Regions from separate parts of the Mus musculus genome. Here all the other regions are linked to region 3. A link is a loop called in an ENCODE intact Hi-C map of the cell type or tissue named here. Cell type or tissue: heart. All regions are shown on one strand. Region 1 holds the start of Tial1 (Tia1 cytotoxic granule-associated RNA binding protein-like 1). Region 2 has its middle 20 kb from the start of Inpp5f. Region 3 holds the start of Bag3 (BCL2-associated athanogene 3). Region 4 holds the start of Inpp5f (inositol polyphosphate-5-phosphatase F). Region 5 overlaps Gm32816 (a long non-coding RNA gene).

The links. Peaks named below come from ENCODE experiments on the same cell type or tissue, not always from the same donor. Only the 100,000 strongest peaks of a DNase experiment are listed, where the experiment ranks them.
Region 1: a loop joins it to region 3, with 4 times the contacts of the local background. A loop is called at or near these places in 7 of 42 quality-filtered maps.
Region 2: a loop joins it to region 3, with 2.0 times the contacts of the local background. A loop is called at or near these places in 3 of 42 quality-filtered maps.
Region 4: a loop joins it to region 3, with 2.2 times the contacts of the local background. A loop is called at or near these places in 6 of 42 quality-filtered maps.
Region 5: it touches region 3 in a loop (2.0-fold over the local background); 7 of 42 quality-filtered maps call a loop at or near these places.

The regions. Positions count from the first base shown.
Region 1 is chr7:128,459,037-128,464,036 of GRCm38, forward strand. It overlaps Tial1 (Tia1 cytotoxic granule-associated RNA binding protein-like 1), which reads right to left and starts at 2,637. Exons shown (of 12, transcript NM_001347640.1): 1 at 2,089-2,637. The coding sequence starts at 2,120. Gm32816 (a long non-coding RNA gene) reads left to right here and starts at 2,684. Exons shown (of 4, transcript XR_378509.4): 1 at 2,684-3,216. In heart, no CTCF peak of the experiment used is centred here; DNase peaks (open chromatin) are centred at 1,625, 2,375 and 2,745; H3K4me3 peaks cover 3,038 bases; H3K27ac peaks cover 2,970 bases.
Region 2 is chr7:128,588,670-128,593,669 of GRCm38, forward strand. No RefSeq gene overlaps it. Among named protein-coding and RNA genes, the nearest start is that of Inpp5f, 20 kb to the right of the region's middle. In heart, CTCF peaks have their summits at 1,074 and 2,884; DNase peaks (open chromatin) are centred at 2,922 and 3,872; H3K4me3 peaks cover 1,290 bases; H3K27ac peaks cover 1,735 bases.
Region 3 is chr7:128,521,297-128,526,296 of GRCm38, forward strand. It overlaps Bag3 (BCL2-associated athanogene 3), which reads left to right and starts at 2,287. Exons shown (of 4, transcript NM_013863.5): 1 at 2,287-2,748. The coding sequence starts at 2,563. In heart, a CTCF peak has its summit at 2,377; DNase peaks (open chromatin) are centred at 2,285 and 2,935; H3K4me3 peaks cover 2,409 bases; H3K27ac peaks cover 2,010 bases.
Region 4 is chr7:128,608,489-128,613,488 of GRCm38, forward strand. Inpp5f (inositol polyphosphate-5-phosphatase F) reads left to right here and starts at 2,877. Exons shown (of 20, transcript NM_178641.5): 1 at 2,877-3,203. The coding sequence starts at 3,107. In heart, no CTCF peak of the experiment used is centred here; a DNase peak (open chromatin) is centred at 2,663; H3K4me3 peaks cover 2,094 bases; H3K27ac peaks cover 1,411 bases.
Region 5 is chr7:128,471,639-128,476,638 of GRCm38, forward strand. Gm32816 (a long non-coding RNA gene) reads left to right here. Exons shown (of 4, transcript XR_378509.4): 2 at 2,673-2,789; 3 at 2,917-2,989; 4 at 3,813-3,937. Among named protein-coding and RNA genes, the nearest start is that of Gm32816, 12 kb to the left of the region's middle. In heart, CTCF peaks have their summits at 2,774 (motif pointing right) and 2,990; a DNase peak (open chromatin) is centred at 2,783; H3K4me3 peaks cover 306 bases.

The DNA of each region.
Region 1 (5,000 bases), 62 kb before region 3:
AAAACCAGACAACACTATTTTAACCAAAGTACATTTGTAAAAAATTTGAGCACCTCTTATTTTTCAGAGTGAACTAAGCGCAGGAAAGGTTAAGTCCTAGGAAGCTGTACAGTCCTTATACTTAAAAACATAACAAAACCACCTCAACTTCCCATGGAGAAAAGTGGGAAAAGGAAGGTATATGAACACATACTGACACACAGGAACAACAGAGCTAAGATGTTTATTCACTCATGTGTATACATCACAGTTTTAGGTAACCAAACATAGACACCTGAAATGTCTTTCAGAAAAAAAGACAAGAGATCTGAGATGATAAATGTATGAAATATTAAAATTTAGCTCTGGTCTAAAGAAGATGATAGAGTGGATGCAAAGAAATTACAGGAATTAAAAAAAAAAAAAAACAGAAAAGGAATACTATGTAACAGACAAAAACAAGAAACCTCTTCTAAGGAACAAATAGATGCAGTTAATGAGACCTGAGAATTTACCAATTACCCAGTAGCTATTATGATGCAATGATGACATTTCAGGTATTTTAGATACAATGTAACTGTCATCTTCCTTGAATATATACTTGCTAGGCCTTCCCAGATACTTGCTAGCTTTCCCAGATGCTGGAAGATCTCACACACAGAAAGATTTTCATTCAGGGGGTATAATATGTTTAGGATGTTTTCAAGTTTAAAAAAAAAAAAAAAAAAAAAAAAAGATGTTTTCAAGTTTCCCAAGCCAGATGTTAAGCGAAATAAAAATGTAAAGTATAAACAATGCTCAAAAAATATCTGTTATCAACACTGAATATACATATGGACCTTCTTTACTGAACATATTTTCTGTGCTACGCATGAAGCTCTGAGAAGCTAGCTAGTCAGAGGTCCTGAATGTCTATCCACCGTCGTCGATTCCCTAAAAAGTACTTTCCCCATCAGCTAACCCAGCCAAGTGGACTCTGACCATCATACCAATCAATACTAGGCAGTGGGAGGCAAGAGAGACAAAGCAGTAGGCTGACTCTATGTATTTACTCCAGGCAGGAGTAGTAGGCCTGGAGAGGCTGGGAAAACCCAAGGTGCTCACTTTAAACAATGAATTGGAAATTACTCAGACTAAGGAAAAAAAAAAAAGAGTGCCACACTATTTGGAAAGGAATACAGACGCTGAGTCATCACTCTGCATGGGAGGGGGGGCCGGCGGAGGGGGGTAGGAAACGCCAATTAAGCGGTTGGAAGATGCGATTCATTCATTAGATTGGGCTTCAGGTGAAACCCGACAGCTATACCGCGAAAAATAGCACTCAAAAGACAGGTAACAAATAGCGGGAGCAGTCATCCTTTTATCCAACTCCGATGGTCCGGACGCACAAACGGATTAGGAAGCGGCATCACTAACTGAGCGAAAGGAGTTTAACTGGTTGTCAGGTTGGCGCAGTAAGCGCTCAAAGTAAACTTCGTTATCCAAGGGACAGAGGTGGTGCACGGTGGCGAAAAGCAATCACTTTGGCACTTCAAAAGCAGCAGGCGCTAGGCGGGTGTTTCTGACAGCGTGGGGCACGTGGGGCAGAAAGAGACAAGGGGCTCCTCTGGTTAAAGAGTGGTAGACTGGGGAGAAGGACTCGGAGCGACTGAGGCTGAGGACGTGGACTGCTGAGGACGTGGACTGAGGCTAAACGTTCAAGCCAAAGGATGCAGTAGTGGTCCCACCCCCGCCAAGCCCTGCCCCCGTAGGGACCCACAGCTCCTGGCTCAGCCCGGAGCCCCCAAAGCACAGGGGGAACAGTAGCTCTCCCGCGCCTGACAGCCTCAGCCGTGCACAAGCCCAGCCAAGCAAGAGTGTGCAAAAGAAGGGGTCGGGAGGAAAAAGTCGAGACAAGCCCTAGACCCTAGGAAGTGACTGTGTTTGGGGGGGAAGGGAGGGCTTCCTTCTCTGGGAAGGGGGACAGATGAGGAATGCACTTCACAGCCGCGCCACCGCGACGCCCGGCTCTCCGCTTCTAGTCCCGGGCTCCTGCTCTCCCTTCCTCCCTCCGCTTCCCGCAGTGCCCGGGCCACTCGGTGCCTGGCACCCCGGGTCTCGGGTACTCACAGAGTCCGGGGCTGTCCGTCGTCTTCCATCATGGTGGGTGCGACGGAGTGATCCCGGGACAAGGGGGAGGGCAGGGCTGGGGAGGGGAGGGGGCGGGAAGGAAGGGGAGGGGGGCTCCGGGCGCCGGCTGGGGACAGAGGAAAAGGTACTGAACCCCGCTCTCGGGTCCGCTCCCCCCAGCCCGCTCCGGACACTGCGCTCCAACCAGGAGGAGCAGGAGGAGGAGGAGGATGAACAAAATGGCCGCCACCACCAGCCAGGCAGGAAACGCGGCAGGGCGCAGGCGCGGCCCGCCAGGTCACTGCTCAGGCCAGCTGCGACGGCCTGTCCGGCAAAAGTAGCTAAAGAGACAGAAAGCCCGGCCAAAGAGTACACCCTGCGACTGGACACGACGGAGCACGTTGTCGCTGTGGGCCTGCTGGCCAGTCAAGACCTATCCGGGTCCAAGAGAGACCCAACACAGAGAGAAAAGCCGCGAAACCAAGTCTCCGGGAATTGCGGTCCCGGGAAAGTGGGGGAAGCCCTTCTCCAGTGGCCTTCTGGGAACTGTAGTTCAAGGCAGACCCTGCGCCTGCCGGAGCGCGAAGGAGAGATTTCTGGGTAGTGTAGTCGTACGTGAGGACGTGCCGCGACTAAGTAGTCGGCGTGCCGGGATAGAGCGAGGAATAAAAGGCGGGCGGCCGAAATAGAGAGGAGCTGTCCGGGAAGTAAACTACAAATCCCAGAGTGCCTCGCGCCGGGGCCCGCCCCAGGATCGCTCTTAGCATCTTAAGGCTCTTCTGTTGGTCCAGTGTGAGCTTCTGCTCCGCCTCCGTCCAGCCCCAGAGCGGTTTCTTCAACTGCAGATCAGGCGGTGTGCTGGCTCCGCGTGGTTCTCCCGTCAGCCGGCCTTGCCCGCCTCTACTCTCAGAACTGCTGGTCCGTGTTCAACAACCGACGCCTCACGCGACGGGCAAAAGAGTGGCAACTCTGAACCCGGAGAGATGTAGCGGACATCGGGCAACACCAGATCCAGCCTTGTCTTTGAGCACGTGTTCTAACCAGATAGGCCTTTCTAGACTATACCGCTTGTAACTTGCTTTACAAGTTCCACAAGGATCGCTACCCATTATCTCATCGGATTAGTGGGTAAGGCTGCAAAAGAGCAGCCCCTCATTCAAATGGCTTGTACCGCTCTTTCAAATCCCTACTTAAAACTTAAATATTCGCGTGGTGGCGCACAGTGCTACTGAACAGGAGGATAATGGATTTAAGGCCAGCCTAGAAATAGATACCAAGACCTTATCAAAAACTAATAATCAGTGAAAACAGCAAAGAGGCTCAACGACCAGGTCTCATGCCAAAACAGTCTGGAGTTCGGTATTGGAGGACACGGGCTGCTAGTATTGAGATGCTAAAGCAAGAGAGGAGATAGAATCATGACAATCTACTGGATGTACACCACATTTGTGGCTGAGGCCCCTAGGGGTCAGACGAAGGGATGGCATTCCCTGCCTGAGACTGGAGTTAACAGTGGTTGTGAGCTGCATATGAGTGCTGAGAACCAAACTGGAAGCCACTGTAAGTGTGCTCTTAACCAGCTCTCCCGTGCCCCCAGCTGCACACTGTCTCATTGAAGGAGAGAAAAGGTCTGGTGGCCAACAGAGAGCTTTGGGGTAGCTTATAGATCTGCTTAGCTGCATACTGAAACCCTACCTGAATTTACAGGTACAGTGGGAGATTGGAGGCTGCTTCTCCATGAGCCTAGGAAGGAGAGAGTAAGTCTGAACGAGAAACGGATTATATCCCAAAGTGAAAAAGGAAAGAGCAACTGGGCGTGGTGGCGCACGCCTTTGATCCCAGCACTTGGGAGGCAGAGGCAGGCGAATTTCTGAGTTCGAGGCCAGCGTGGTCTACAGAATGAGTTCCAGGACAGCCAAGGCTATACACAGCAAATCCTATCTCGAAAAAGCCAAAAAAAAAAAAAATTAATTTTTTTTTTAAAAAAGGAAAGGAAAGAACTTCAGAGAGCTTCAGAAATCTACACAAGTGAAACAAAGGGGTCAGAAAAAAAAATAGGGAAGGGAAGAGGTGGGGAAGGCACCAAGCTCAGCCTCAGCCATACAGTTCCCATCCACTTCCAAAAGGTAAGCCAAATGAAACGCAGGCAGTCCTATACCCAGAACAAGCCCACAACCCTTGTAAGCCTTAAATCCAGGTTTGACGCAGCAGTAATTGCCCCAGCAGAAAAATTCAACAGCAGAGAGAATCTTATCTTGTCACACTGTATGACTCAGAGGCCAGTAGCCAGAAGCAATCTGAAGGGAGAATCTATTTTTAAAAACAGCTACCTGGGGACCTGAAACCAGGGAGCGCCCACAGAGCCTCAACCTGTTAGCATCCCAAGACAAAGAGAGGTCCACACATGCTGTGTAGAGAGCAGGAAAGCTAGTCACCAACAAACCAAAGGATGCAGGTGACAGAATGTTCTCAGGCTGGGAAAACCATGGAGAAATTATTAGGTGGCTATGAGACCCATGGGTGGATCAAATTCTAGAGTCACCTACCTGTTACTACTGTTAGTGCTTAAGGATACTGGCATTCCAAGGGGTGTTTCTGATACCCACAGCTGGATCCCTCCAGCAGGGTGGTTAGTATTCAGGAGGTCTTGTAAGCATGAAGCTGGGGCCTCTAGCTGTCCCAGGCTGCAGTTCATACCCCATTGCATTTAGGAGACGCCCTTCAGCTAAAAGGGTTATCCCAGCAGTGTGATGTGGAGAGTCGGGACAGAGTGAGAAAATCTGCCTAGTCCACAGAAAGTAAAACTTGACCAGCAGACATCCCTGCTGCACAAAAAAGAAAAACAGCCACTGTGAAGACAGATCTGGGAGACAGGAGACAATCAGTACCCATTCCACAGCATCATAAGGCAT
Region 2 (5,000 bases), 67 kb after region 3:
ACATGGTTCTTGTTTTCCACCTTTGTGTGAGCCCCAGGGGAGTGAACTGGAGTCTCCAGGTTTGCAAGGCAAGCGCTTCACCTGCTGAGCCAACTTGCCAGCTCTCCTATCATTTTTAACTGCTTATCATGCTTCTCTACCATTTAACTCTGCCCCAGGGATGGGCAGAGTGACGTTGGACTCCCACTGTTGGAGAAGGACAATGGTACCATGCTGCTTCCAAGCAGGGCTTTGTCCTGGCACAGCTGTGGCTCCCAAAGCACCCAAGGACAAGCTCACCTTGTTACTGAGTATTCTATTTCTTCCTAAGGCAACCTAGTCTAACATCACATATGAAAACACTTTCTTCCTACTGATGCTCTTTAATCCACCCATGGGGAATCTATAACCCTAGATTTATTGAATCAAAAGATCTTCATAGCTCTATTTTCACTATCAGGGCTCCACACGAACCGGAAATAGCTCTGTCTGAGTCACTGGGATGAGGGCTGCCATCCTGGAACACTGTTTCCAATCTCTAAATTTATCTTCTAATAGAACTCTGTGTGTGTGTGTGTGTGTGTGTGTGTGTGTGTGTGTGTATGTGTATGTATACACCCAGCTATATAATTATTAGTGCATTAAAGAACTGCAGGGCAAGTCTAAACTCACAGAACGGGGAGGGATAGAGGACAATGATTAAAGACAACGAGCAGGCACAAAGCCTTCGAGGGGATAAAAGAACAGAAAATTCTCTCACGCACATGCTGGGACTAGGTGTCTGGTACTCAACTCTTTTAAATGGGAAGGGAGTTTAGAAATAATACAAAATAATAACCACAGAATCAGAATTTTTGGATGAAATGGAGATATCTCAAACCTTAAGCTTTGGTATCCACAGGGCATATATACTCTGGGAGTCAAGACTCTGACGATACTCCTGACAGATGCATGTCAAAGTCCACTCTTCTTATTTCCCAATGATGCATTTTGAACTGACACATTTGAGTCATATATACACATCTATGTGCCTATGTGCATATATATACCCATTAATCACAAGGATGGGGGGCTGGTGAGATGGCTCAGTGGGTAAGAGCACCCGACTGCTCTTCCGAAGGTCAGGAGTTCAAATCCCAGCAACCACATGGTGGCTCACAACCATCCGTAACGAGATCTGGCGCCCTCTTCTGGAGTGTCTGAAGACAGCTTCAGTGTACTTACATATAATAAATAAATCTTAAAAAAAAAAAAAAAAAATCACAAGGATGGATGCTAGGTGGAATACAGTAGGCAGTGAATTGTGTCTAATGAGGCAGAATAGAGGGCCCTAGATAATATGACTCCTACTTGACATTCCAGTTTACTATAATCACCAAAATTTTAATTAATCAGTCTAGTAAGACCTTCAACATAGACAGGCTTTTCCTGGGGTATTTCTGTTCATAGTTAAAAATGTTAGGGATCTCTCAGAGGATGAGTCTCAAAGGAGAAATGTTATACATTATATATATTGAAGACAAGATCTAACTATGTAGGCCTGCCTGGTCTGGAGCTCTGAACAGACCAGGCTGACCTGGGGATTTACAGAGATCGACTTCCTCCTCTGCCCATTTCTATTTGTGTGTATGTATGTGTGTGTGCACGTGTGCCACCTGAGTGCAGGTGCCCTCTGAGGCCAGCAGAGGAGGTCAGATGCTCTGGAACTAGAGTTACAGGTGATTATGCGCTGCCTGACTTCAGCGCTAGGAGTCAAATTCAGGTCCTCTGAAAGAGCAGTGTTACCCTCTTAGCCTCTGAGCCATCTCTCCAGTCCTGCAAAAAGTCGATTTTAAGAAACTATAGGATGGCTCAGTGGTTAAAAACACTGGGTGCTCTTCCAGAGGACCCAGGTTCAATTACCAGCATCCATATGGCAGCTTGCAACTGTCTATAACTCCAGTTCCAGGGCTCTGACACCCCATGCAAGAAAAACACCAACGAACATAAACAAACAAACAAACAAACAATAAGAACAAAACAAACACAATGCTGGTGATGGCAGATGCCTTTAATGCCAGCACTCTGGAGGCAGATGCATGTGGGTCTGCAATTTCCTTCTACAGAGTGAGTTCTAGGTCAGCCAGAGCTACACAGAGAAACTCTTGTCTCGAATTCCCCCGAGCCCCCAACAAAAAGAAAACCATAAGATTAAATTTTTCTCCTTGAAAAATATGTTTATTGAGGACCCAGCATATTGCTGTGTTGGTAGAGTTCTTGTCTACCAAGCTCCCACACTTGAAGACGGGGGTTCAGGTATGCGGTGCACATCTATAATCCCAGCAACAGGAGGCATAAGCAGGAGGATCAGAAATATGAGGGCATCTTCAAGTTGGAGGCCAGCCTGAGCTACATCAGACCCTTGTCTTGGTTTAGAAAGAAAGAAAGAACTGTCAGCAGCCATAGAATTACATTTTAGTAACATTACAGTTTAGGTAGTTTTTCAAAGAATTTATTTCATTTATTCCCAATAAGGACCGTGCGTGTGTGTGTGTGTGTGTGTGTGTGTGTGTGTGTGTGTGTGTGTGTGCACTATAATTTATCCCCAATTTCTATAGGAGAAACTGACCTTGGAAAGACTGAACATTTGTCTGGGTGCATCTGGCTGGTTAACAGGAGAGAGAGAGAGAGAGAGAGAGAGAGAGAGAGAGAGAGAGGAGAGAGATGGGCTAGGACTCAGGTGGCAGCACTGACAGAGAGAACCAGAGTTGATAAGCACAGCTGCTTATCCAGGAGGCTGAGGAGGGCTGGGGGAGGATGGAGAGGAGGACTCAGCTAGCTGATGGGTTTACCTCAGCTGCCCCTCTCCCTTCCTCCCCCCACATCCAGCTCCAGGCCTCCACTCCTCCCCTGCAGGACGGAAAGTAATTTGCTCCAAAGAGAAAGGCTCAGCGGTAAACAAGGGTGGGTGAAGCTCTGGGGGATTGATTCTGAGCAGCAGCGTGTCCACCTCTGCAGACAGCTCCCAGCTCCTGCAAAGAAAAATAAACAAAACATCAAAAGACAGAAGAGAGCCAACAAAACCCCTGAAGTAGCTGTTCCTCTGTGAACTAAGCCCGAGCTCCAGTCAGAAAATCACAGGGGAGGGAAAGTCCAGACACTGGTCTGCAGTTGTTAATATAAACTCCCCAAATTGAATAGTTTACGGTTCACATTTTGTTAATACCTTTCTTGAGACCTCACCGATCCTTCCCTAGACATGTCTGGGCTGAAGACAAGAGTGGCTCGGTTAAGGGCCAAGCACCCCGCCCGGCCTTTCCCTCTCCCTGCAGAAAGAACTGATTTCCCACCCACTAAAGAGGTCAGGCCCTACCAGAAGAAGTAGCCCTCAGTGGCTTGGTTAGATTTTACAAGACAGCAGGAAAAGAAGCTAGAAGAGAAACCTTAGTGCCCCCCACTCCCCTGCAAGAAGAGGCCCATGTAAGTATTGTGTTACAAAAAGACAATGCTTAACAAGGGGGGAAAAATGAAATAAAAATTGAAAAATCATACACAGGACTTTATAGGATTGAAGAATTTTAAATTATATTCATTTTTAAAGAATTATTTTTAATTATGTATAATGGGCTCTGTGGAGGTAGATGCAGGCGGATCTCTATGGATTAGGTCGGCCTGCTCTACATAGTGAGTTCCAGGCCAGCCAAGACTACATAGTGAGAGCTTGTCTCAGAAAAAAAAAAAAATGAAAGAAAGAAAGGCCATGTTTTTCTATTCAGCTGCTCCCTGGTTTCCTCTCATAGTTAAAAATACCATCTTGGAAATTTGGCAAGTCACAGTTTGTTCTTGCCCTTCCCCCTCAGCACCCCACCCCCAAGTCTTTGATCATGGTCAGAGCCAAGCGAACACCCCCACACCAGCACGGAGTTATCCCACCCCAACTGCTTCAGCGCCCTCCTGCCCGAGCGCCCGCCCGCCGAGCGCCCAGCGCCCGCCCTCCCGTCAGACTCAATGAAGGATTGCTGTCAAATCACTGGGAAAAGAACGGAATAGAAATCGGAAAGCCGGGGCCTCGTAGCTCTTTGCTTCTAAGTGGTACTCTCACAAGATGTCCACGCACTATATATACAATGCTATTATTTTCTTAAAGCAGAAGAGACAACAGGTTCAAAATCAATCCGCCCAGCCGCTTTTCCAAGGATATGCAGACCCTCCTACCCAGAGTCATTCCTCCCCTGCTGCTTACTGAGGCACTGCAAAGTATTGTTGAAAAACAAAAACAAAAAAAAAAAAAACCAACCTCAACCACAACGATCCAGCAGAAGGCATTTGGACAGTTGTTATTGACTTGTGACGGTACAGGCCCTGACAGGCCATCAGTTATGTGAGAATTACAGTCAGTGGAGACATTAAAAACCGTGCAACTGCTGGAGCTGAGAAACCGGGGAACTCTGCTCCATCTATTCCATTTAAAAGCCAGGCGTACAGCTTAGAAGGGGCTGTAGCTCTCAAGCAGGATGAGGAATGAATACAAAGAGCTTGTCCTGGAATTTCTTGTCTGCAGAGGCAAAAGGTTCTAGAGCCTTAGGTGATAAACGTCTTTGTGTGTGTTGGGGGAATGGTATACACAAATGGACTTAACTAGGGAAGCTGTGTTTATTTAATCTTTGTTTTGTTTGGGGTTTTTGTTATTGTTTTTCAAGATAATAGGGTTTCTCTGTAGCCCCTGGCTATTCTGGAACTTCCTCTGAAGACTAGGCTGGCCTTGAATTCTATGATCCATCTGCCTCTGCCTTCCAAGTGCTGGGATTAAAAGCATTAATTAATTAAAAAAATTTAAAAAGCATTAATTAATTAAAAGCACCACTGCCTGGCTTACAAAAAAAAAAAAAGTTTGAACCCATAGCCTTGTATTTGCTAGGCAAAGTGCTCTACCACTGAGCTAAATTCCTAACCCCCAGTACAGCCAATATTATAGGTCCTTAAAATGGGGGCAGAGGCACTAGCTGATTTTCCTGGGTTTGATTCCTAGCACCACATGGTGA
Region 3 (5,000 bases):
GGGTAGAACCAACTTTTCATGCCTAAACGGAAATGTAAGCGGCACATCATGGCTTCCACCACAAAGATCAAATGTGAGAGCCCACGTAAAGTCATTAACGTAGCACCTGACAGCGATTACCCAATAAGCACTAGCCATTATGAGTGTTGTTTTTAATAATTATTATTTACCACACACTGTGCTGGAGGATGGGGACACGGTGGTGATCAAGATCCTGCTCCTGCTCTTAAAAACTCAGCCCATTAAGTAAATCAAACAAACAAGCATTTACAGTGTAAAGCAATTGGTAGGGTGGGACAGGATGTGGATGGTCAGAGGACTAATGGGGGGGCAGCAGGATGTGTGTATGTGTGTGTGTGTGTGTGTGTGTGTGTGTGTGAAGGAGTGTATGCTAAAGGGAATGCTGGGAAAAGCCAAGCTGCCCAGGAGATGATGGTTGGAGTGGATAGAAGGGTTTCCATCCTGGTGGTGGAAGCAGTGTGTGCAAGATACAGTTCAGCAGGGTCAGCTGAAGTATGGACCAGGGAAAATGAGGAATACACCTTTGTGCACCAGACCAAGGAGAGTGGACTTGGTGGGTGCTTGAAAAGGCCTCTCTGGCTGCTATATGGGCAAGAGGTTTAGAGGCAAGCCCAAAGGCTGAAGAACCCATTAGGGTGCTGTGAAGGATCCAGGTGAAAGCGTAAGATGGCTGGGACGGAAGAAAGAGAAGAGTCACAGAGTCAAGAAATACTTAGCAAGATAGGAATGGATGGTAGGAACGAAGGGGCAATTTGAGGACAAAGTGGGGGTGCGGGAGAGATGACTTAAGAGCATTTGCTACTCTTATAGAGGACCAGGTTCAGTTCCCACAAGGAAGCTATAAACATCTATAACTACAGTTTCAGGGCATGCAATACCCTCTTTGGACCTCGGAAGGCATTGCACAAGCCGGCTCATACATATAAAATAAATCTTTATTTATTTTTTTTAAATATTTTTTAAATAGGGCATTGCTAGGCGTAGTAGATGGTAGTGTGCACCTTTAATCTCAATACTTGGGAGGCAGAACTATATAGATAGACCATATCTTTAAAAAAATATCCACAGCCAAGCAGTGGTGACACATGCCCTTGATCCCAGCACTTGGGAGGCAGAGAGATGGATCTCTGTGAGTTCAAGGTCAGCCTGGTCTACATAATTAGCTAGTTCTAGGACAGCCAAAACTACACAAAGATACCTTGTATTGAAAAACAAGCGAAAAAATTCACTTTGTATTCAGTCTTCAATAAACATCAATCTTTATTCCTTTATTGAAGATGGACTCTGGATTTAGCCACGTGCTGGGTGGGTTCAGGTATAAAGAAGCAAAAGACAGACACTGACCAGTGAGTGAATCTAAGTGTCTAGACCTTTCAATGTGACTATCAAATGATAATAAGTCAATATTCCCACATTTGGGCTTATACAGGTGTGTTTGGTGGCACCAGGCAGTACCTGAAGGCTAACTATGTTAATACTTATACTGAGGCTTTGAGACTTCAAAGTCAGTAAGAAGGTCTTTGGAAGTAAAAAAAATCAGCTTGTTGGAAATGTCTGGCAGAGTCCTCTAGTATTTGCCACAGAGTAAAAATCGGAGGGGAAGAGGCCAGAGATGTATCTTTGAAGGTCCCAGGACATTCTCTGAATCTGAGTCAGGAAATTGGCCTCAGTATTGGTTCCAGGTGTTTCTGAAGTCTAGTCACTGTGCGAAAGTGCCTATATAGAAGGCCAAGAGCACAAAGTTGTCACTTTAGTCCTTGCTTCTTCAGTTTTCCAAAGCAGGCAGGTGAGTTTCCACAGCTCTTTCTTTTTGTTGTGACCTCAGATCAGCATTCCAGAATTTCTCAGAAGTCATAAGGCCCTTGAGAAAAAGTTACTAAAAACGTCACTGCAGGACGCCAGCGTCACTGAGTGTGAAGAGAGAGAAAGAACTAGACTTTCCGAGTTTAAAGATGATTTAGTCCTTACACAAAGGTGGGGCCCCAGGTGTCGGCCCTTGGACTGCTAACCCCGGGACACCCCCACGCGGCACGAAAGAGTGGTGGGGAGTCCGGAGACAGAAACCAGCCAGAGAGCACAAGGACACCGGTGCGTGTCAACCTGGCGCGAGGCGCACAGGCCCCAGGACACACACAGGACAGGGATAGGGAGGGACAGCCTGGGTAGTCTAGGAGAAGGAGGGGCGGGTGACAAATCCCCGCCTCCGATCCCTCCCAAGGTCCCGCCCCGCCGCGATTATAGCCTATGACTCAGGGCGGAGCTCCGCATCCAACCCACGGCGGCCGCCAAGTTCTCTGGATGGGACCAGAAGTTTCTAGCCGGCCAGTTGCTGCCTTCTCTTTATCTCCTCCTTCCCCTTTGGCAGCTAGGAGGCTATTTCCAGACACTTCCACCCCTCTTCGGCCACGTCACCCAGTCCTTTAATTCATAAAGGTGCCCGGCGCCGGCTTCCCGGACACATCGGCTACACAGAGGTGCCCGCACTCCACGACCTCGTGACCCGCGCCCTAGCTCTGCGCCCCGGGCGGACCCTAACCCAGCATGAGCGCCGCCACCCAATCGCCCATGATGCAGATGGCGTCCGGCAACGGAGCCAGCGACCGAGACCCCCTGCCCCCGGGCTGGGAGATCAAAATCGACCCGCAGACCGGCTGGCCCTTCTTCGTGGACCACAACAGCCGCACCACGACGTGGAACGACCCGCGTGTGCCCCCCGAGGGCCCTAAGGTGAGTGGAGCTTGCCGTCCCACCTCGACGGCGAAGGGGCCTGGTCGAGCCAGGGCTATGCGAGTCACCCCACCCCGCGCCCTGCTGCGCAAGGAGAGTCCTTAACCATATCCGCCTCGAACGGGCGTCGGGCCGCAGAGAGCCGCAGGCAGGGTGGCCTTGGACGGTAGCCAGCGGGGTGCGACCCGCGTGGTGACATCGGGTGGTTTTCCACAGCCTCTTGCGAAGGGCGAAGGGCAGTGGTGGCCTGAGCTGCGGTGCGCCGCGTCCCAGGGAAGGGCGACCGGCCTGATGAGCGGCTGAGGCCCAGGCCAGGCCCGGCCGCCGCCTCTCTGTCCCGCGCGTCCCGTGCTGAGACCCTGGGCTCCCTCCGGTGCTGATGGCGCACGGCCAGGATTGAAAGGCTGCTGAGTGGAGTCTCCTGTGGGGATTTCACTTTCAAATTCAGAACTTAGTTGAGGCTTATCTTGAGTTTACTGGATCTTAGGCATAGAGTGACTCAGGAGGCTCGAGTAAATAAGTTATTTTCCCCCATTAAACTTATTATTACTGGTCGAAACTGCTTTCAGTTAGAGAAAATTCTGATACTACCACTATTTTTTTTTAAGATACTCTTTCTGACAGTTCCAAAACTAAAGATCAGACATTGTATCACCATACTTAGCCACTGCCTTAAGACTCACACTGGAGTGAAAGAATGTATTTTTAATGGCGTGATTCCTTGTTGTCCTTTTCAAATACTGGAGTTTTGTTACCAGAAACAGCTGAGGAGTCTGGTGAACACTAGGTGTATGCTTCATTTGCATAGATATTCAGGTTTGTGTACTTCAATCTAAAAAGCAAGAAAAATTGAAAATACAAATTTGGAATGAAGCCCAGCCTGGTTCAGGCCTGTCATCCCAGCACCCAGGAAGCTGTGGCGAGAGGATCTTGAGTTCAAGTCTAGCCAGGGCTATATAATCGGAGTCTATCTCAAAAGTTATTAAGTAATTAAGTTGGAATGAAACTAGCCTGTGTTGCAAAATAAGACCTTGTCTTTTTTTATAAAAAAAAAGAAAAAAAAGATTGAGCTGGGCAGTTGTGGCACACCTCTTTAATCCCAGCACTTGAGAGGCAGAAGCAGGCAGATTTCTGAGTTCAAGGCCAGTCTGGTCTACAGAGTTCCAGGACAGCCAGGGCTACACAGAGAAACCCGATCTCGAAAAACCAATAAAATAAAATAAAAATAAATAAAAATTCGATTGAATTTTGAGTGAAGAACTTAAAAATACAAATTTAGGTAGGATTTTTCTTGTTTGTTTTGTTTTTCTTTTTTTAAAATTAGATATTTTTTTATTTACATTTCAAATTTTATTCCTTTCCTCATTTCCCCTCCGAAAACCCCCCTATCTCATTCCCCCCCTCCCTGCTCATTACCCCACTCACTCCCGCTTCCCTGTCCTGGCATTCCCCTACGCTGGAGCACAGAGCCTTCATAAGACCAAGGGCCTCTCATTGATTTCCCACAAGGCCATCCTCTGCTACATATTGGGCTGGAGCCTTGAGTCCCTCCATGTGTACTCTTTGGTTGGTGGTTTAGTCCCTGGGAGCTCTGGGGGTAGTGGTTGGTTCATATTGTTGTTCCTCCTATGGGGCTGCAAACCCCTTCAGCTCCTTGGGTTGCTTTGCTTTTCAAGACAGGGTTTCTCTGTGTAGTGTTGGCTGACCTGGAACTCACAGAGATCCTCCTGCCTCTGCTTTCTGAGGCATGAGCCACCACCATCCGGCCACGTAGGATCTTTGAAAATATAGTTAACAGAAGTCATATTTAGCATAATGTTCAGTAATAATTTATGTACATTTGGTCCTTTCAAAATGAAAAGTTTGGTAAAGTAAATGCACTTTAAAATAGGACTCTATCATCAATGGGAGGAGAGGCCCTTGGTCCCGTGAAGGTTCTATGCCTCAGTATAGGGGAAGGCCAGGGCCAGGAAGCAGGAGTGGATGGGTTGGTGAGCAGGGGGAGGGGGGAGGGGATGGGAGTTTTCAGAGGGGAAACTAGGAAAGGGGATAACATTTGAAATGTAAATAAAGAAAATATCTAATTAAAAAAGGAAAAAAGAAAAAAAAAAATAGGACTCTACTTTGGGCCTGACCTGGTGGTACACAGCTTTAATCCCAGCTCTCAGAGGCAGAGGCAGGTGGATCTCTGAGTTCAAGGCCAGCTTAGTCAATAGAGAAATGTTGCCTCAAACAAACAAAACAAAACAAGA
Region 4 (5,000 bases), 87 kb after region 3:
GGCTTTTACAACCGTTTGCCAGTCAGCAGGAGTTAGTGCCATGCCAGCGAGCCTGTCTAACTGCACCAAGGTAAAATTAGCATTGGTTCCGTATTTACGAACCGACTCAGCAATTTCTTTAATCTGCACATATTCTACCGGAGCGTGGACACGCCCACCCTCGGCTCCTTCAAAGACTGGAAATGCCTGTTCTATTTTCCTTTGTTCCTCTCGGGGAATGAATGAGTCTGCGCACTGCCTCTCTGCGCACTGCCTCTCTGCGCATTGCTGACGCACTACGCAGGGCGGGGACTCCGCATAGGGCGGGAGTGCACCTGGTAGCCGATTGCCCTGAGGCCAATTAGCAAACTGGCCTTCGCCAGCCGCTTTTGGCTTTTTCCTTAAATGACTAGTTAGCACTTTACTTGGCGGCTGGTATCCTTTTCTTTCATAATGAGCCGCTTTTTTCTCCCAGTCTGTTTCTTCAGAGCACAGGCTCCTTCTCCTAGAGACCTCCGCTAATTGATCTTTCTTCTTTTCCCTTTTTCCTCTTTTTCTTCTAATCTCTCTCCAGGTATTCTTACCTGACCTAAACTTTTCCTCGGGTTCAAGACCCTTGGAAAGGCCTGTATACTTATTTTGTGTACCATATTTCCTCTTTGTTCCTATTCTCTCTCCCCGCTTTACTTCTGATAGCTTGTCCTGAATTTCCTCTAGAATTTTCAGCCCTATCTTAATCACTTGATAACATGTGAAAAGGAACAAAAGGGCTCCTAACATTAGAAAAAATTCAAGGCCAAACATTTTCCACTTTACTTCTGATAGACTGTCTTGAATTTCGTTAGAAAGTTCAAGGCCAGGCTTACCTCGTGAAGCTGTACTCACTGGTACTCTCGTTCCCCAGCTGAAAAGTTCTGAATTCATACAGTTGAATCCTTCTTAACAGTCTGCTTTACGGGAACCTTTATCACCGTCGTTCCCCAGCTGATGAGTTCTGAATTCGGCAGTTGAATCCTTCTCAACAGTCTGTTTTATGGGAACCTTTATAAACGTGATCCGCAGTTCTGGTTCCGGAATGAGGGATCCTCCTTGCGCCAGTCCCGAGTTTTTTTCTCGTCCCGGAATTCGGCACCAATTGTTATTAGACGCGTTCTCACGACCGGCCAGGAAGAACACCACAGACCAGAATCTTCTGCGGCAAAGCTTTATTCTTACATCTTCAGGAACAGAGTGCAAGAAGCAAGAGAGCAAGAAGCAAGAGAGAGAGAAAAGCAAGAGAGCGAAAGAGCAAGAGAGAGAGAAAAGCAAGAGAGAGAGAAAAGCAAGAGAGAGAAGCAAGAGAGAGAAGCAAGAGAGCGAAGCAAGAGAGAGAGAGAAAACGAAACCCCGTCCCTCTTAAGGAGCATTCTCCTTCGCCTCGGACGTGTCACTCCCTGATTGGCTGCAGCCCATCGGCCGAGTTGACGTCACGGGGAAGGCAGAGCACAAGTAGTCATAAGATACCCTTGGCACATGCGCAGATTATTTGTTTACCACTTAGAACACAGCTGTCAGCGCCATCTTGTAACGGCGAATGTGGGCGCGGCTCCCAACACAGCAGCACCACCACCAGCAGCACCACCACCAGCAGCAGCAGCACCACCATTTACTTTATATTTATGAACCTGTGCACTACACCCATACAGGAACAGAGGTCAGAAGAGGTGTCTCATCACAGTTGGTTGTGAGCTGCCCTGGAGGTGCTGGGAACTGAACCGGAGGTCCTCTGCAAAAGTAGCAAAGTACTCTTGAGCCACCCAGCTCCGGTGGTTAGGCCTCTTTTTTTTTTTTTTTTTTTTAAAGATTGCTTTAAAGGAAGACAGGAACATACAGAATTGGGAGTCTAAGAGTGTAGTAAAGGTCACGAATTCAATCAGTAGAGACTAAAATTGTCCCAAGATCACACAGAACAAGACAGACCCAAAGTCTGGAGACTGGGAGATAGGTCTAGAACTGGAAGCTTTTTCTCCTAAATCTTTCTGGTTCAGATTGACACCTGGCCATTTTACCATCTCTGAGTGACGTCCCTTTTACTGACTTCCTGTAGGCCGGCTTCTCAGACTTTGCTGTACCTTCTCCTCACTAGCCCAGCTAACTCTAAGTGTGTATTCTGTGGAGACACATCTCCACTAATGTGCATTTACTAAATGATTATTGGTGTCCAGGTTCTAATAGGAAATGCCAAAACAGAGCGGCCTCTGCTCAGCCGAGTGCTAACTTGGGGTAGAACCCTGGAGACAACCATGGCTGTACTTCTGGGCTTGGTTTGGTCTTTGCTCAGACTAGGGGTAAATGTACTCCGAGGAGGAAGGAATGTCAGGTGGATTCGGGGACTTGACCAGACTTTTCTAGGAGCTAATGGAAGGAATGAAGGACTGGCTTGCACATCAGGGAAAGATCAAGAAATGGCTGCATAAAGGGCGTCGAGCCAGTATAACCAGACTTAGGCTCAGGGCCTGCCTGAGGTCGCAGCTGGTAAGGCCGGCGAGTGGGAGAGGCAGAGGAGTAGAGGCTATAGACAGAGAGGGAGGAACTGAAAGAGGTGCGGCGAGAGCTGAAAGGAGAAAGAGGATTGAGACACAGGCTGGGAGAGGGCTGAGCCAGAAACTCGTGGGCGGGACCAGGGCGGGGCCTAGGAGGGCTTTCGGAGAACTACAGAGGGAGGCGGAGTCGGAAGGTCGGAGGAGGAGCCTGAGCAAGGGCGGAGCCTAAGGGAGAGGGGAGGAACTATAGGAGGGAAAGTTGCACGCTGAGGGGAGGAACCTGGGAGGAGGCGGAGTCTAGAGGGAGCCAGGATGAACTGTAGGAGGTGGAGTCTCAGGATAGGGGGCGGAGCCTAGGTACAGGAGTTGTGGGGGGAGGGGGAAAAGGCCTCCCGGGCCTCGGCCGCCCAAGCGTGTTCTTGGCCCGCGGGTCAGGCCCCCGAGTGCTTCCCCACTCTGTTCTTCCGTGGGCTGGGTCCTCGGAGTCTCCTTGAGGCACGGACTCTGGTGGTCTCGGTGGAGGAGGACTCCAGCATCGCTCCAGGGCGGGCCGCTGCCGTGCCTGGGCCGGGGGACCGCCGCCTCCCGGAGCGCGTGGGGCCGGCATGGAGCTCTTTCAGGCTAAGGACCACTACATCCTGCAGCAGGGCGAGCGTGCCCTGTGGTGCAGCCGGCGCGACGGCGGCCTGCAGCTCCGACCGGGTGAGGCGCGCGGCGCGGGCTGGGTGGGGCGCGCGGGCCAGCTGGAGCGCGGGGGGCGCGGCCCGGCCCCTCCGGCCCCGGGATCGCGAGGCTGGGCGGGACGCTTGGGGATGTCAGCGCTAGTCCTGAGGGGAGCGGCCGCCGCTTCGGGGAGTCCTCCTGCCTCAGGGAGGCGGGGAAGGCCGGTCACCCCCTTTAGTGCACCTCTTCCAGTATCTGGGGCCTGGGGTGCGGGGATAGGGTCCCTTATGAACCCCTCGTAGGCCTCCACCTGCAGCGTCTTCTCACGGTCCAGCGTGGGAAGTTCTGGGTTCCAGTCCCATCAGTTCAGTGGAACCTAATGCGGGACACTCCTTCTTGACATCCTTGAGTTGTTCCCGGTCACTTATTAAAGAGTGACTTCAGGACGGTTACCTCACAGGACTTGATCGAAAACTAGTGTATGAATTGCCATTTTCAAGAAGAAGTCGTGTTGGATGTCTGTCACACACAGTTAGGAGAGGTCAAAGTCTCCAGCCATCAGTTTGCTTTAGAAAACTTTGTTTGCAGTTAGTTGGCTTAAATAGTAGCTCCTGTTCTCAGACAGCTGCGGTCAGTTATCGCTCGGAGGAGTTTGGGCAGCTTCTACTTAGTTCTCCAGTGCTTTTTTCCTTCATTGGTCAACACTTTTTTACTTTAGGAAAAGTGAGACTGGAACTCTTGAACGAGCCACGGCATTGGACGTTTTCCTGCGTTCTTTGAGTACATCCAGTAGAATAACTTCAAGGGAGCTTTTTAGGTCATCCTGTTACCTCTTATGGGATGGCTTCTGAGGACAGGTCCTTTCGTGTCTTAGTGCCAATCCCCACAGCAGCCTGAAAGAGTAGGGTCAGGATCTTCTTTCTCAGGTGAGGAGAGAAGTGTGAGATCCCAGAAAGTGGAGCGGTTTGGTGACACTTTTCATCAGTGTCCATTGTGTCCTTACGGAGACCTGCAAAGTTACTCTGCTAGAGCGGTGAAGAACAACTTTTTTTCTTCTTCAGAAATATGGCTCTGGTTGTATTTTCTTGCCGCTGTATTTTATTTCCTCTTTTCAGAATGGAGGCACTACGGTGGCCACAGTAAGACTTTTGGTGACCTTGGAATAGATGATGGGCCACTTTATTCTAATCTGACCACTTTTCCTAGCCTGTCACCCTGCAAGGTGTAAAGCAGGGGGGAATTTAGCTGTAAAAGTCCCGCGGGCCAAATTCCTGGCAGCTGGAATGCATAAATGGAGGGAGCTTGGAGTCCTTCTCAGCTCATCAGACAGGACTTTTCATCTCCGCAGGTCAGTTTTCTCAAGCAGAAAGTTTAGCCGGGCCCTTTCCTGGAGCTAGCCCTGAGGTTTGCTCTTTGTTTGTCCAAAGTTCGTATCAGAGAGCAAGTGTAAAACTTTTCACCATTATCAAAAGTTTGGTATAGCATCACAGTTCAGTGTATCTCATTTCGTAGATACGTATCCCATCACCCACAAACGTAGGTAGCGCCTAGAGGAAGGCAGAGGCCATCATAGTTCAGATTTAACAGGCCATTGGAAGCCTTAGAAAGTATCCTGTAGTTATTGACTAGTTTAACCTATCCAGTATTTAAGATCTCAAATACAGCTATTTTAGTAATATTTAATTGATCTGAATGCTGTTTAGGTCTTTTTTTTTTTTTAATCTATACAGAGTTATTTCAAATTCTCTTTATTGAACATTGTCTTCTCTTTGTGGTGAGTGTTGCTGTTGTTTAAAGTGACAGAGTTAAAATCTTTAGTTTTTTTTTCATCTTGAT
Region 5 (5,000 bases), 50 kb before region 3:
AAAGCAAGCAGAAAATGATGGGTTACTACCATAACAGTTATGATATTATTACACCTGCGGATACATCATTATATGACACGTGTGTATGATATATTATTTATCAATTTATTTGTAACATAGCCTTGCAGTTCTAGAGCATAGACTTTGCAAATTATAATGATATATATATATATATATATTTTTTTTTTTTTTTTTTCGAGACAGGGTTTCTCTATAGCCCTGGCTGTCCTGGAACTCACTTTGTAGACCAGGCTGGCCTCGAACTCAGAAATCCACCTGCCTCTGACTCCCGAGTGCTGGGATTAAAGGCGTGCACCACCATACCTGGCTGATAATGTTATATCTTAACGTCATTAAAAGTATATGTTTAGTCTAATAATCTGGCAGGTTGCATGTTGGATACCCTGTGAAAGAGTGAAAAAACAAAATTCTTTTCAAACACACATTATAGAGAGGATTAATAAGATAGAGCTAGAGAGATGACTCTGTAGTTAAGAGAATTGGCTGCTCTTCCAGAGGACCTGGGTTCAATTCCCAGCACTCAAATGGCAGCTCACAACTGTCTGTAACTCCTGTTCCAGAGGATTCAATGTTCTCTCCTGGCCTCTGTGAGCACTAAGTGCTCAAGTATTGCACAGGTATAGATGTAAGCAAAACACCTTATCCATAGGGGAAAAACCTGGGATATTCAGAGAACTACAAGGAGTAAACACACATTCAGGTCTTTTTTACCTTAGAACCCTTCCCATGTTTGGAAATTTTCCTCACTTTCCCTTAATAAATCTATGCTTGGTTCTTCTCTAAAAATAAAACAGGGGACAAGTAAAATGGCTCATGCCTTTAATCCCAAAACTCAGGAGGCAGAGGCAATAGGATCTCTAAGTTCCAGGGAAGACCACTCCATGTCAGCCAGGGGCTACAGAGGGAAAACCTGTTTTAAAAAATCAAATAAATACTCACAGTGGTGGCTCATGCCTTTAACCCCAGCACTCTGGAGGCAGAGGCAGGTGGATTTCTGAGTTCGAGGCCAGCCTGGTCTACAAAGTGAGTTCCAGGACAGCCGGGGCTATACAGAGAAACCCTGTCTCGAAAAAACAAACAAACAAACAAGAATTAGGTTGAACTGAAGAGATGGTTTGAGGTTAAGAATACTTGCTATTCTTATGGAGGACTAGATTTAGTTCCTAATATCCACAGGGCACTCATAACTGTCTGTAACTCCTTTTCAAGGAATCTGAAGCCTACTTCTGGCCTGTGATGGTACCAAGCATGCATATGGCGCATATATATACACAGAGACAAAAGTCTCACACAAATAAAAATAAATCTTAAAAGAATAAATGAAATTGGGACCTTGACAGATAGTTCAAAAGTTAAGAGTACGTACTACTCTTTTTTTGTTGTTTGTTTTTTTCAAGACAGGGTTTCTCTGTATAGCCCGGGCTGTCCTGGAACTCACTCTATAGACCAGGTTGGCCTCGAACTCAGAAATCTGCCTGCCTCTACCTCTGCCTCCCAAGTGCTGGGATTAAAGGCGTGTGCCACCATGCCCGGCTACGTACTACTCTTGTTTGTTTGTTTGTTTGTTTGTTTGTTTGTTTGTTGGAGTTTTTTTCAAGATAGGCTTAACTCTAACAGCCCTTGTTGTCCTGAAACTCAATTTGTAGATCAGGCTGGCCTAGAACTTATCTGCCTGCCTCTGCATTCCAAAGTACTGGGCATATTAGGTGCACATAGCACTCTTACAAAGGACCCATTCTTGGTTTCTAGCACCCATGTCTGGTGGGTAACTCCAGCTCCAGGGTAGCCAGTGTCCCTAGACCCTGTCTCAAGTGCATATACCTCACCACACATACACACACACACACAAATACACAAAATTAAAAATAATAATTATTAAAATAGGCCAGGTGTTATTGAGCACATCCTTAATTCCGGAACTTGAGAGTCAAAAGGCAGGGGAATCTATAAATTCAAGGTCAGACTGGTCTACACCATGAGTTCCAAGCCAACAAGAGCCATGCATACAGTGAAGCTCTGTCAAAAAGAAGAAAGAAGGAGGAGGAGGAAGAGAAGGAGGAATAAGAGGAAGGGGAAGAGGGGAAGGGGGAGGAGAAGGGGAAGAAGAAAGGAAAGAGAAGAAGAAAAGAAAGAAAAGAAGAAAGAAGTAGAGGAAGGAGGCGGCGAAGGAGAAAGAGAAGAAGGAGAAGAAGGAGGAAGAGAAGGAGGAGGAGAAGGAAGAGGAGGAGCAGGAGAAGGAGGAGGAGAAGGAGGAGAGGAAGAAGAAGGGAAGGAAAGAAGGAAGGAAGGAAAAGAAAAAAAGGAAAGAAAAGAAAAACAAAAGAGATTGTGGGATGGTTGTTATGCAGCAGCTGATGACAGTAACAATTCTGATGTCACTCCCCTCAACTAAGAAGGTGGAAGATACTTCATTCAATTATCCTCTGTAGTCTCCAAAGGCCCATGTGACTTTCCTATTTTTCCAACATATCTTTAAAACTTCCCCCCATAGGTTCTCTGTTAGCATGTAATTTCTGTCTCCTCACTATAAAGATGAGAAAACGGGGAGCTTAAGAAGTATACCAAAGGTCACAACTTCCTACGAGCTTCAGCTAACTCATGAGTCTTTACCACTTCAACACTAGTAATCAACTATTCATTATTCTACCTAGTTATGATGGCGATTGCGGTTGATGTCACTGGAAGAATGACCACTATCCGGAAGGTTCCCACTCATGGCCCAGCAGGGGGAGCTCTCTTTCTAAGGAGCCACTCTGCACTACCCGGGGGTAAGCCAAGGCCATGTCCTGGTGGACAGGCGGGTCATCCTGGGAGATGGAAGTATCCTTGGGAGGAAGGGAAAAGAAGAAAGCATTGACTAAGCTCCAAATTAACGGTGTTAATTTTTAATACAAGAGCCTGGCTTTGCCTTAAAGAATCCAAGGTCCTTCGCCGGATAACTCTGTACGGCATCCGATCCCTTGCCAAGGTAAGCGGCAGTTCTCTGCAGTGGCCCATAGAGGCTCCCAAGTAAAGGAGATCTGAAATATCAGCATGGCTGCCTTCCTTAGTTCTCCATCCCCTGGCAGGAATACTGGAGAGCAAGTCTGTCCCTTCCCTGGACCACCTTGTCTCCCTAAGTCCTTCGTCCTGGCCCTGTACTTGGCTCTAAGGAGCTGCCTCATTCTTGTCCTTTGGCAATATTCTCCCTGATGTGATGGGTGAGGGAAAAGGGACCTTCCTCCCCAACTGAAGCAAAAATCAGAGACTCAAGTCAACATGGGAGATAAACAGTAGTTCTTGTTACCCTACCAGGTTTCATAGTCTGCCAGTGTAACCCACTTTCTCTGCATCAGGGTTTGGAAAAAAACAATGAACAATCCTTTGACCATCTTTTGTCTTCTCTGGCCACCTTTATATTGATGCTTATTTTAGATCAAGGTCTAGGGAATGCTAATAGGCCAAAGGAAGTGTATGGCCATTTCTGATATGCCTAGCAAAATTCCACTAAAAGGGAACATGAATTCAAGACCAGTCTGGGAATATATATGGTGGTTTCAGAGCCAGCCTGGACTATAGAGTGAGAATCTGTCTCAAAAGAAACACAGATGTCATTGTAACTCCTGTTAAAGACTGTGGTGATTTGAACGAGAATGGCCCCTGTAGTTTAAATATTTGCATTCCATTAGTGGCTGTATGGGAAGGCTTAGGAAGTATGGCCATGCTAGAGGAAGTATGTCAATGGGGTAGACTTTGAAGTTTCAAAAGGCTTGTGCCATTTCAAGTCAGCTCTCTCTACTTCCTGTTTGTAGGTTGAAATGTAAGCTCTCGACTGTTGCTCCAGCACCATGCTGCCTGCTGCCATGCTCCCCACCATGACGCGATGGACTCTTATCTCTTTGGAACCTAAGCCCAAATAAATCCTTCCTTCTATAAACTGCCTTGGTCTTGGTGCTATTCCCAGCAATAAAAAAAAAGCCACAAAGACAAAGCTGGGTGTGGTAACAAAGGCCAGCACACCAATCCGTGGCAGGCTGAGGCAGGAGGATCATGAGTTCAGGCTCCATCTCAGTTAGTACATCGTTTGCCTAGTGTGGTTTGAATGGGAATGAGCTCCGGAGGCATGTATGTTCGAATACTTGGTCTCCAGGAAACAAAACTATTTGGGAAGGGACTTGAGGTCTCAGAGGAGGAGATGTGTCCTGGGCTTTGAGGAATCAAAAGCTTCCCAACACCCCCAGTTCTCTCTCTCTCTCTCTCTCTCTCTCTCTCTCTCTCTCTCTCCCTCTCTCCCTCCCTCCCTCTCCCTCCTTCCCTTCCTCCATCTCTCGTGCTGTTGAAGATGTGAGACCTCATCTGCTGCTACACCATGCTTTTCCCTCACCATCCCGGGCTCTGGAAACTTAAACCCAATCAATTGATTTTTTTTTTTTTTTTTTTTTTGGATAACCTACCTTAGTCATTGTGTCTTATCACAGCAATAGTAAAAGTAACTAATACAGAAGTTGTTACCAGGAGCTGGGCTATTGCCGTGGAAGACTGCTCATCTCACCGGATAGAATAAGACCACTACAATTTTTGAGCCAAATGTGAAGCAAGCTTGATTTTTATTGGGGTGTTCCTGAGAGCTGGCCAGTGACTGTCTCCTAAGCTAGGCTAGAGAGCAAGCAGCCTTGAGCGGCCCCCTTTAAGGATCAAAATGCAAAGCAGAGACAATGGAACAGTAAAAAAGTACAAAAAGATCTCAAACCAACCAACCACCTAAAACTCAACAGCCGGTAGGTAGTAGTCGACAATTAGGAAGGGTTTGGGTGTTCTCAAAAACAAGTCAAGGCTGGGGCAGAGCGACTTAAAAACAGAAGCTCAGCTTCTACAGTAAATAGAAACTTATTTTTAACAATATAACATAATGGCTCCTGCTCTCAGAATAGAGTCAGGCAGGTCCCCACCCCCACCCCCCAGACCTGACCATGTGGTTGTTTGCAGGAAGACTTTGGGAC